Linked DNA regions of Homo sapiens: regions 2 and 3 are each linked to region 1. Evidence: chromatin contacts called from ENCODE Hi-C or POLR2A ChIA-PET data. All regions are on one chromosome and are shown on one strand. The core of a region is the stretch at or near the end of the contact, and the rest is flanking DNA. Distances in the headings are between cores, read along the strand shown. Region 1 overlaps MYLK3 (myosin light chain kinase 3). Region 2 overlaps VPS35 (VPS35 retromer complex component). Region 3 holds the start of C16orf87 (chromosome 16 open reading frame 87).

Evidence for each region. Hi-C counts contacts between places; a loop is a spot of excess contacts on that map. ChIA-PET counts read pairs that join two places held with the same protein, here RNA polymerase II (POLR2A). Pooled maps may share reads with other maps.
Region 2: a loop to region 1 is called in a map of dorsolateral prefrontal cortex, with 1.8 times the contacts of the local background. The contact joins two enhancer-like sites. A Hi-C loop is called at or near these places in 1 of 168 maps with a recorded cell type or tissue (dorsolateral prefrontal cortex). POLR2A ChIA-PET finds 5 or more read pairs at or near these places in 4 of 52 experiments (CD4-positive, alpha-beta T cell, Panc1, T-cell and 1 more).
Region 3: a map of HepG2 shows a loop between it and region 1 (18-fold over the local background). The contact joins the promoter of C16orf87 here to the enhancer-like site in region 1. A Hi-C loop is called at or near these places in 2 of 168 maps with a recorded cell type or tissue (HepG2 and K562), 2 of 37 single-sample maps with no recorded cell type and 11 of 50 pooled maps. POLR2A ChIA-PET finds 5 or more read pairs at or near these places in 5 of 52 experiments (HEK293, OCI-LY7, activated B cell and 2 more).

The regions. Positions count from the first base shown.
Region 1 is chr16:46,730,090-46,733,856 of GRCh38, reverse strand. It overlaps MYLK3 (myosin light chain kinase 3), which reads left to right. Exons shown (of 13, transcript NM_182493.3): 4 at 1,189-1,649; 5 at 3,159-3,264. Among named protein-coding and RNA genes, the nearest start is that of MYLK3, 16 kb to the left of the region's middle. Within about 2 kb of position 1,521, at least 2 of the 41 ENCODE cell types and tissues checked have a DNase peak (open chromatin) inside an H3K27ac peak, as active enhancers do.
Region 2 is chr16:46,657,619-46,661,238 of GRCh38, reverse strand. VPS35 (VPS35 retromer complex component) reads left to right here. Exons shown (of 17, transcript NM_018206.6): 17 at 588-3,620. The coding sequence ends at 767. Among named protein-coding and RNA genes, the nearest start is that of VPS35, 30 kb to the left of the region's middle. Within about 2 kb of position 2,163, at least 5 of the 41 ENCODE cell types and tissues checked have a DNase peak (open chromatin) inside an H3K27ac peak, as active enhancers do.
Region 3 is chr16:46,828,663-46,832,680 of GRCh38, reverse strand. It overlaps C16orf87 (chromosome 16 open reading frame 87), which reads left to right and starts at 1,501. Exons shown (of 4, transcript NM_001001436.4): 1 at 1,501-1,597. The coding sequence starts at 1,532. RefSeq lists a silencer at 1,155-1,804.

The DNA of each region.
Region 1 (3,767 bases), core at 272-2,771:
AGCTGTCCAGCAACCTGCTGGCAGAGCTAAGCCCAGAATCGAGGCCACCTGCCTCCCTGCTGAGACTCAGTCCCCGCCAGACACTGTCACCCTCACCCCCTAACACACATAGACCCCGTGCTGTGGGATTGTGGCCCAGCAAAAAGAAGCCCCACCAAGAGGCAGCCAGAGGTGGGGAGACTCGGAGAGAGAGGGTTTGGATTCCCGGGTGACTTGACTGCCAGGATCAGGGTCCTTCCTTCTAGAGGTCGGGGCTCAGAGGGCCTTTCCCACCTCCATCTGGGCTCACAAACCCTAGTATTGCAGAGTCTGGGCAGTGAAAATGAGTGAAGTGAGCTGGGGCATTGCCAGGGTGCGCAGGGCCTGTGCTGAAGTGGAGAGCTGTTCCTCAACCATGTGGGCACGTGGGCCCAGCACAGCCAGCTCTTCTGTTTGTTCAAGATGAACAGAAAGTCTAGTCTTTTATGAGAATTGCCTGATTTTATTTTATTTTAGTTTTTGAGACAGGGTCTCTCACTCTGTCGCCCAGGCTGGAGTGCAGTGGTATGATCATAGCTCACTGTAGCCTCCATCTCCTGGGTTTAAGCAGTCCTCTTGCCTCAGCCTCCTGAGTATCTGGGACCACCACTCCTGGCTAAGTTTTTTAAAATTATTTTTTGTAGAGGTGGGGTCTTGCTATGTTGCCCAGGCTGGTCTCAAACTCCTGGCCTCAAGGGATCCTCCCACCTTGGCCTCCCAAAGCACTGGGATTACAGGTGTGAGCCACTGTGCCCAGCTGGAATTGACTGATTTTAAACAAATACTTCTGATCTGGGGCTTCCAGTGTGACGTTTGAGTTGGTTTCTCCTTATCTTCATTTAAGTGAAAGGGAAACTGGGCCCAGGGGAAGGTAGAGGGACCCGGGCCTCCCGCCTACAGGCCTCAGTTCTCCTGGGACAGAAGCAGGTTCTCAGGGGTGTATGGTCCTCACCCCTGTCCATTCTCAAGCTTCCCAGGACCCTCATCCGGTGGGATCCTGGGAGCTGATGGCACCAACTGTCACTGAAGTCAGCTCCTGCCCTGGTGTCCTGTCTAGCAGGGCCCCAGGGCCATTGTCAATGATGGCAGCAGTGGGCATTGGAACCCACGTCTGTTCTGACTCCAGAGTCCTTGCCTCTAACCTCAGCACCATGTTTCTCTCCACCCCAGGATCTCCATCCACATACAAGAGATGGATACTCCTGGGGAGATGCTGATGACAGGCAGGGGCAGCCTTGGACCCACCCTCACCACAGAGGCTCCAGCAGCTGCCCAGCCAGGCAAGCAGGGCCCACCTGGGACCGGGCGCTGCCTCCAAGCCCCTGGGACTGAGCCCGGAGAACAGACCCCTGAAGGAGCCAGAGAGCTCTCCCCGCTGCAGGAGAGCAGCAGCCCCGGGGGAGTGAAGGCAGAGGAGGAGCAAAGGGCTGGGGCCGAGCCTGGCACGAGACCAAGCTTGGCCAGGAGTGACGACAATGACCACGAGGTTGGGGCCCTGGGCCTGCAGCAGGGCAAAAGCCCAGGGGCGGGAAACCCTGAGCCTGAGCAGGACTGTGCAGCCAGGGCTCCGGTGAGAGCTGAAGCAGTAAGGAGGATGCCCCCAGGCGCCGAGGCTGGCAGCGTGGTTCTGGGTAAGTGGGGCTGTTGCCTGGCTAGACACGAGCCCTGAGGGGAGGGAGTTTGGAGCCCCTACTCCTGGGGAGTCTTCCTGTAGCTTCCAGGGGTAGATCATATGAGTCTGGGGGCGTCCAAGAGTCGGGAACATCTCCAGGTACATCCTGGGGCTGGAGACCAAGGCGCAGAGATGTGGGGCCTGAACTTGGGCTGGCTGCAGGGGTAAGGGAGAGGGGACACGTGTGGCCCACCTGGGTACATTTCCTTTTTTGGAGACAGGGTCTTGCTCTGTTGCCCAGGCTGGAGTCCAGTGGCATGATCATAGTCCCCTGCAGGCTTGACCCAGGTTCAAGTGATCCTCCAGCCTCGGCCTCCCAGAGCTTTGGGATTGCAGGCATAAGCCGCTGTGCCTGGCCACTGGGGAGATTTCTTACCGCCACCTGCCCACCTGAGCTTGCCACCATGAGTCTCATTTTGGATTGAGAGAGAGAAGGCTCTGTTAAAAAGCGAAGACATGAATTGGTGTCTGTGACCACTGTCAGCCATTCCCACCCACCCGGGCTAGTGACCCAGGGTGTGTTCTTATGATCTAAAAGCCCTCAACCCCTCCAGCCCTAGGGTCACACCCTCCTTGGTCTGAGAATTGTCCACGGACCACTGTCGGTGTTCCCGGTAGTTGGAGAGCAGGCAAAGTGCTCCCATGGCGAGCACTGAACAAACGCTAGCCCGAGCCAACTTCCTTCCAGCCCTTGGTGCACAACCGGTTCATACCACTGCACTTGCTGTGTGTTCTAGATTCTGTTTTATTCATTTAGTCTATTTCCTGTAACATTTCTAGGTATTCATATCACCTCTGAAGGACAAGATTAAAATAAAACAACCCTAAACCATTAAAAAACAAACAAACAAGCAAACCTTTCCAAGTGCTGGCCGTCCTCTATTTCCCTTGCCGACAGATCCCCTGTCCACCCCCTCCCCAATCCTGTGCCCCGGGGCCTGCCCCTCTGGCTCCATCACGGGCTGTCATGCTGAGCTTCTGGTTGGGCTCAGCTGGCAGGAGATGGAGGGTGAGAGGAGAGAGGGTGGATGTTTATTTCTCCAGCTGCCTCCCTCTCATAACACCCTCATGAGTTTCCACAGCCCTGACTTTACAGTCCCTTTAAAAATAGTGGCGTCACTAACTGCCCCATCACCTTGTCCACATGGGCCCTCTGTTTCCTGTGGGCCACACAGATCCACTAGGATCACCTTCTAGATGTCATGAACAGACTGGATAGAACTTCTCGGCCTTGCCAAGGGCACTGTCCTGGGTGCCGGGAGACCTGGGTTTGAGTGCTGTCTGTCACGGGCTCCCTTCTCTGCCGAATGGATGGCTCTACTGAGATGGTTTGGAGAAAAGGTTTCAAATACCAGGGCTGTACATAGGGCCTGGTGGACCAAGAGAAGCTAAGTGGGTCTGGCACAGGTGACCGAGAGGTGTGGGCTGCACAGAGGAGGCTCACAGGTCCTTATTGCCTCCTGAGCAGATGACAGTCCGGCCCCACCAGCTCCTTTTGAACACCGGGTAGTGAGCGTCAAGGAGACCTCCATCTCTGCGGGTTACGAGGTGTGCCAGCACGAAGTCTTGGGAGGGTAGGTGGGCATCTGCCTTGGTTGGGGGGCTTAGAGCAGGAGTCACGGGGCAGGGTCGGGACCACCTGGAGAACTGGGGTGGGTGCTGCAGGATGACTCTCTCTCGAGCTGATGGAGCCAAGGCTGGGGTGGGACATCCTGTACAGCATGGGGTGCATGGTGGCCCACAGAGTAGGGGAAAGAGAATAGCTTGAGAGGACACGAGAGCCCACGTGGCATCGGGGAGGGGAGGCTCAGGAGGGCGGGCACCCTGTGGGTATGGGAGGAGGCACAGCCTGGAGGTGGCCGGAAAGCCGACATGAGGTGGGGTGAGGAGAAGCTTCTTTAGGGTGGATAGCCCAGGTGGTGTGGGGTGAGGGGATGTTCCCTGGGATGCAAGATGGCCCAGGTGGTGTGGGGTGAGGGGATGTTCCCTGGGGTGCAGGATGGCCCAGGTGGTGTGCGGTGAGGGGGATGTTCCTTCAGGTGCAGGATGGCCTCAGTGGTGTGGGGTGAGGAGATGT
Region 2 (3,620 bases), core at 914-3,413, 73 kb after region 1:
TAATAATAATAATTCCTAAACGCAGTATCCTTTTAGCAATACAGTTTTGGTCAAGATTTGTAAGTTAAATAAAATTTTGCTTGTTTTTCTTTTTTTGACAGAGTCTGGCTCTGTCACCCAGGCTGGAGTGCAGTGGCAATCTCAGCTCATTGCAACCTCTGCCTCCCAGGTTCAAGCAATTCTCATGCCTCAGCCTCCTGAATAGCTGGTATTATAGGCGCCCGGCACCACGCCCAGCTAATTTTTGTATTATTACTAGAGATGGGGTTCCACCATGTTGGCCAGGCTGGTCTCAAAACTCCTGACTTCAAGTGATCTGCCCACCTCAGCCTCCCAAAGTGCTGGGAGTACAGGGATGAGCCACTGAGCCGAGCCAATTTTGCTTGTTTTAAAGGGTTGTTTTTTTTTTTTTTTTTTTGATAGTCAGTAATTGTTCAAACTAGGAATTGTATCCCCATCTTTCTTTTTTCATAATTACTCAGGTAATTGATGAGTGTAACAGAAGCTCCTCAAAACAGTTTTATTAAATTGCCTTTCATTTTTTGTGGTACGTGCTTGATCATGAATTTGTACATATTCTTTTGTAGGTAACAATTCAGGTTTTAAACCAGCTTATCCAAAAGATTCGAGAAGACCTCCCGAATCTTGAATCCAGTGAAGAAACAGAGCAGATTAACAAACATTTTCATAACACACTGGAGCATTTGCGCTTGCGGCGGGAATCACCAGAATCCGAGGGGCCAATTTATGAAGGTCTCATCCTTTAAAAAGGAAATAGCTCACCATACTCCTTTCCATGTACATCCAGTGAGGGTTTTATTACGCTAGGTTTCCCTTCCATAGATTGTGCCTTTCAGAAATGCTGAGGTAGGTTTCCCATTTCTTACCTGTGATGTGTTTTACCCAGCACCTCCGGACACTCACCTTCAGGACCTTAATAAAATTATTCACTTGGTAAGTGTTCAAGTCTTTCTGATCACCCCAAGTAGCATGACTGATCTGCAATTTAAAATTCCTGTGATCTGTAAAAAAAAAAAAAAAAAAAAACACAAAACCCACAAGCACTTATCTTGGCTACTAATGAAGCTCTCCTTTTTTTTGTTTGTTTGTTTGCTTCATTGTTGATTGTGTATTTTCTTCATTCCTGGGGAGTACTAACCCAAAAGCGTCTGTCTCTTGTTTTCTAGTCCAGTTTGAGATTAATTTAGAAGAAAGGAATACTGTATGTGAAATTCATCTTGGGCTTTCCCCTAAATTGCAAGATAAGGCCATGTGTAAGATTTTCCCTAAAACTAGAATATATTAATGCATGTTTGAGAATTTTAAAGCACCATGGTCAAAACCAGAAGCTATATTTTGCATATTTGGACTCAGCCATCCATTAAGAACCCATGTTGTCCTCTGGACATATTTATCAATATAATTGGGTTTTAAATAGTATAAAAGAAAACTTGTGATCTATATAATTTATGTATCACCTTCATTGTAAATTTAGCAGGAAATGCATCACAATTATGATTTTTTTTTTTGCACCAGTGAAACAATAAAGATGCTATTAACAATTTTGGAGCTTTTTTTCCCCTTTCATACTATCTTTAATTGATAAAAAGTACTAGTAGTATGGCTATAGAGTTTAATAGTCATTCTCATATATTCACAGAGCTCACTTAACTCTAGTTTTAAGCACTTGTTGAACAAGGCAGCATCTACTCTTTTAGTCATTTATACCCCTTTTCTTTCCTCAACTTTACCCTGCTTTTCCCAAGGCATGATGAATTCACATAAACCCCCCAAAGGCTCACCACCGATACTAGTTACCTACTATATAATAAACCATCCCAAAACTTACTGTCTTAAAACAGCAAACATTTATCTCACAGGTCTCTGGATCAGGAATTTGGGAGCAGCTTAGCTGGTGGTTCTGGCAAAGAGTGTGGTGTAAGGTTGCAAACAAGATACTGGTTGGGGCTGCAGTCATCTGATGCTTTGACTGGGGCTGACTTTTCTGCTCACTGACCTGGCTGTTAGGCAGAGGCCCCAGTTCCTCTTCTTGAGGGCAGAGGCCCCAGTTCCTCTCCTTGAGGGCAGAGGCCTAAGTTCCTTTCCTTGAGGGCAGAGGCCCCAGTTCCTCTCCTTGACGGCCCTTCCATAGAGTGTCCTCACAGCATGGTGGCTGGCTTTCCCCTGAGTATGAAAGCAAGAAGGAAACCACAGTGCCTTTCAGTGGCCTCCCTGTGGAAGTGACATGCTCATTTTTGCCTTATTCTGTAAGTGGGGAGTCACTAAGTCTAGCCTATATTCAAGGGTAAGGAGAATTAAGCTCCACCTCTTAAAGGGAAAATTTATAGACATTTTCAAATGACTACATCACTTAACCCCTCACCATCTGCCCTCCCATTGCTAGCACTTGATGACTAGCCCTTGCTGGGCTTTACATGAACAGATGTTTCCCAAAGTTATAAAATTAGTACCACTAAAATGTATCAAATGTTAAGCCATTCTGTGGTATGTCATAGTCCAGCAAACCCTTTCTGTTCTTTGTAGGTGTTAGTTTACCCCGTATAAACCTGATTATGGCTTGACATGTCCATATTATTTACATGTTTTGTGAAATACAACTGGAATAGTAGAAAAGACATGAGTCAAGAACACTTGAGTTGGAGAGCTTGGTTTGCAAGTAAGGTAATGTCAGTACAGTGTGTAAATTATCTCTTATTTTCTGGGTTGAGGTAAACCCAATTTTAAAAATAATAAACCAACAAAAGTAAATAAAAGTGAAACAAAAGCACTGCTAGTATCCTTAACTTACAGATTTTTTTTGTTGAACAAAAACTGGGTACCAGATATAGTTAGGCACTGAATCTAAAGGTGAAGAAGATCATAGCCTCTAGCTTCAAGAACGTTAGTCTGCTGTGAAGACAGACCTGTAGTTACAGAAGATGGTAAGGGTTTGTGCAGGAGAGCAGTGAAGAAGAGCTTTGAGGGATTGGGGATGGGGAAGTTCTGCAGAGGGTTGTATGAATTCTCATGGAACATCAAGTCCAATAGTTTATTTAGCCTTCTGAGGCCAGTGCTTTGGCCTGCAGTCCCAGGCTCCTCAGACCCATGGGCTGAAGCAAGTTATACTCTTGGCTGCCTGTAGTGAAATAGATATTTAGAAATTGACTTAGCATTTAAAACCCTTTATAGCAATTTGACAGAGTAATTTTATGTCTATTGGATGTAATAAATATTTGGCTTTGTGCTTTGTGTGTCTGCTATTCCCTGTTCTCCTTTTTTAGTAATTTTTATTGTGTCTTACAAAAAAGTACCTGTCCTTAATTGGGGTGTGGTGGGGAATCCCTCACAGGTGGATGGAAACGCTGAACCAGGGCAGGCTTGGTGCTGAATGGCATTAAATTCCAAGACTAGGGGATAGTTTGGGGGGACACATCTAGGAAGATGCTGTGACTGGATGAGAGATGCCTGCCGTGTTAGACTTTCCTACCCTCCCTTTCCTGCCTCTACCCAGGAAACCAGTGATTCTTAGAGTCCAGATGATCCCTTCTTTGCCTAGAAATTCATGTTTCTGACTCATCCTCAAGCCTGAAATTGGTGGTCATCAGGTTAATGAACTGCAA
Region 3 (4,018 bases), core at 252-2,751, 99 kb before region 1:
AGTGTGGCTCTCTTTTTTGCAATGGCCTGGAACTGAACCCCCAGTCCCTCCAAGGTATGCCTGTAAATGGACCAAACAGGAAGCAATTTCGTGGGTTTCATATTAAAAGCTTTAAACATTTATATAACTGTTATTTATACAAAGTGTGCTTACAGGCATTTACTATGTAAAATTGTAACTCATAACTTTGCTTTAGTTAACAATTGTTGAATAAAAAGTTATCAGTGGAATAGCCAGTCTCTGTAATAAATGCATATTGGTAAATTTTCTCTGAGCCAAGTGTACAGTTTGTAAATTTTCTTTCTGTTATGTTTGTTCTGATTGTTTATTAAGTATAACTTTGGGTCTGTCAAATTAAATATTTAAAAGTAAGCTTACGTTTTGCATAGTTGTTTTTAAATTTCACTTTTTCTTTCTTTTTCTTTTTTTTGAGACGGAGTCTCGCTCTGTCGCCCAGGCTGGAGTGCAGTGGCCACAATCTCGGCTCACTGAAGCCTCAATCTCATAGGCTCAAGCGATCCTCCCACCTCAGCCTCTCTACTAGCTAGGACTCCAGGCATGGGCCACCACGCTCAGCTAATTTTTAAAAATCTTTTACTTTTTGTAGAGATGGGGGTCTCGCTATGTTGCCCAGGGTGGTCTGGAACTCCTGGGCTCAAGAGATCCGCCCTCCTCGGCTTCCCAAAGTGCTGGGATTACAGGCGTGAGCCATTGCGCCCAGCCTCGAATAATTTAATTTTAATGTTAATTTAGTAAGTATCAGTCACGGACAGATTGGAAAAAGAAAAACATCTGATCCCTCATCTTGATAGTGAGTAGCACTGGTTTACACAGCTAGGCTGCTCCTTGAAGGCTGACACTGCATTTTATTCAAATTTTCCTGACAGTGGGACTTAGGCAATTATATATTGAATAAATAAATGAATTTTCACTCTGCTGCTGGGTCCAGTGGTCTCATAAAATGTCTATCATAATTTCTCAATGATTAGCCTTGGTAACATCTACTTAAGTTTATTAAATGCCAGGATCCACGCTACGCCCTTCACCATTCATTCCCCAGCCTTCGCTCCCACGGTCTCTGTGGGGATGGGGCGTGCCCAGCACTACGGCCCGCCCTACCTATGCATTCGTTGGTCGAACTCGACGCCCGTTACTGCCGAGTCCCGCCCAGGCCTTGCCCCCTCGTAGTCGGCCAGGCCGAGAGGAGGCGTGGCCACTGCCGCGCCGGGGCGGTCTGGCGGAGGGGGGGGAGGTCTCCCCTCGTCTCGTGATACTCTGGGCGAGCTCGCGGGCGGGCTGTGGGTCGCGAGCCGCCGTGGGAGCGCGTGTCGCGGTCCCCAGGAGCCGCCGGCCGACGCTCCGCCCCGCCCCCTTGGCGCCCAGGTCCCGCGCGAGCTCGCGCACGCGCGCGCGCGCACCCGCCAGAGGCTTGTTTGAGGCCCGCGGGGACTGGGCGGGCGGAGGCCGGGCTGCCGAAGTGTGAGGGGAGGAGCCCGAGCCGTCGCTGCTGCCGCCGCTAAGGGAGAGGAGCATGTCTGCAACTCGAGCCAAGAAAGTGAAGATGGCCACCAAATCATGCCCCGAGTGCGACCAACAGGTGGGTGCCGGGGGCCGGGCGCGCGGGCGGGCGGCAGTGGCTTGGCGGCCGTTGTCTGTGGAGGGGGGCCTCGCCGGGCTCCCGGAGGCCGAGCGGTGGGCAGATCCTGGGGCCCGCCGGCGGCGGCGGGGATCCGGGGCCGGTCGGGCTGCACCGAGGGGTTTCCCGGGAAAAGCCCGGGGCCGTGGCCCGCCAGCGTCCACCTGGCGGCGGCCAGACGGCCAAGCCCCTTCTTGCTGTGTCCCGGCCACTGGAGGAGCGCGCCTTTGGTGGGCTCACCGGGCGGCTGTCTGGAGCCCCAGACTCTCCTCGCCGGCGGCGGTGACAGCGGTGGGAGCCTGCGGGCCGCAGCCCCGGCGAGAGTGTGCCGCACGCCCGCCTCCGAGGCCAGGCCCTAGCTCCGAGAACCCCTCCTGCGGCCGGGGCGGCTTTGTTCCCGGTTCCGACGGGTGCGGGGCTTCCCCAAAACGGCCCCTCCGCGACCGGGGCGGGCGCCTGAGTGGGACAAAGGGGGCCGCGTGTAATGATTTTGAGTTTCGGCGAATTTGGAGATTTTTTCCCCTTCCTCATCTATTTATTATATTTTTGCTGTGCAATCGCGAATCCTGCCTTTACATCGTTTTTAATGGGTCATGATTGAATAAAGCCCCTGTTTAAGCCCTTCCTCCTTTTTGGGCGCTCCTAACTTCCCCACCCCTCGCAGTATCCACTGTTACAAATTTGGCCTGTCTGCTTCCAGATCTGTATCCCTGTCTGTCTGAATGTCTCTGTGTGTCTCTCTCTCTCTCTCTCTCTCTCTCTCTCTCTCTCTCTCTGTCTGTCTCTCTCTATCTCTCTATCTCTCTATCTCGTTTCTTGAATTTGAAACGATTCCTTTCTACATTGAGTTCATGGTGTAATAGTTGTAATTTAAAACATCTCATTTCAGTGATCGCTGTGTTGAAGCGTGTCTCAATTCTTTACTGGAATAATAGACATTCCTTTAAGCCTTAACATCTAATGAGTTAAAACTACTTCAGTTAAAACCATTCGTAAGGCCCTCGTTTGTTACCAACATGTAGATCTGGGTGTGTTTTTTCCTTTTCCACTGAGTGGATTTTTTCAAAATGACTACCTTTCTCTCCTCCCCTCCCCCCACCGCCTTTTTTTTTTTTTAAATCAAGAGTAATTTGAAATGGCTGGAGACTTTTTAATAAGCTGATTTTAGTGCATTTTTCAAGGAGAATTCTTGTAGGTTTTTCAAATCTTTTAACAGAAAACATGTTACATGTTTTATTAAGTATCCTTTATGGGCTGTAGTAAAAATGCTTATCAGAAAAAGGTTGTGCAAGAAATACAGTGTAGGAGCTATACCAGTATGCAGTATAAAAACAGTTTAGTCATGTTTTCCAAAGAGTTACTTTCATTCTTACTACTGAACTAAATTTGTTAAATTTTGACAAAACTGGACTTTGCAATATGACTCTTTGCGGGAGATTATTTCAGTGTTTAAATCATTTCCAATTATTCCAGTTAATTGTGTAGAAGTGTAAGGTTTACATGGTATGCGTTATGCATTCCAATTTCTGTAAGGCACAAGTATTTGCAAATCCTGACTTTGTTCTAATTGGCATAAAGCAACCTTTTGGGAAAAATAGCCACTTTTTATGGCTATTTTTATATAAAAGAGCAAAGGATAATAAACTTATAGGAGTTTCTGAAAAACTGTTCAACAAAACAAGATCAGCGTTTTATTTGGAAAGATCACATTCATTTTGTTATACACCCCCTCCCCCATATTTATTCTTTCATATAAAATCAGCTTACCCAGCTTTGGCTGCCATAACAAAAGCATGATTATGTTCTGGTGAGGGCTCTCTTCTTGGCTTGCAGATGGCTGTCTTCTTGGTGTCCTCACATGGCAGAAAGAGGGTCAAGCTCTCTCCCTTTTCTTAAAAGGTCCCTAATCACATCATGAGGGCCCCACCCTCATGACTTAATTTAAACCTAATTCTCTCTCAAATGGCCCATCTCCAAATACCATCACATTGCGGTTAAGGCTTCAATATATGAATTTGGATGTCGAGGGGTGCATAATTCCACCCAGAGCAAACTAGTACATAATTTAATGAGTTGGTTTGTTTTGTCCTTTATTCCAAATACTTAAGTGAATGTAACATACATAAGGACTAATTAAAACTTTTGGTGATATGAACCTGATGTGAAAAAATAATGGATGAATTTTAGCTTTCTCATTATTTAAAAGTACTAGCTTCTTTTAGTTATAAGCCAGAATATGATTATAATCCAGAAAGCCATTTTCTAAACATTAGAATACTGCTATGATTCTAAGTTGCCTAAAAAAAATTAAATTCGAATTTAGGTATAGTTTATAAACATAAATGTAAAATCTTTAAATTTGAGATTTCCCAGTTGACTAGA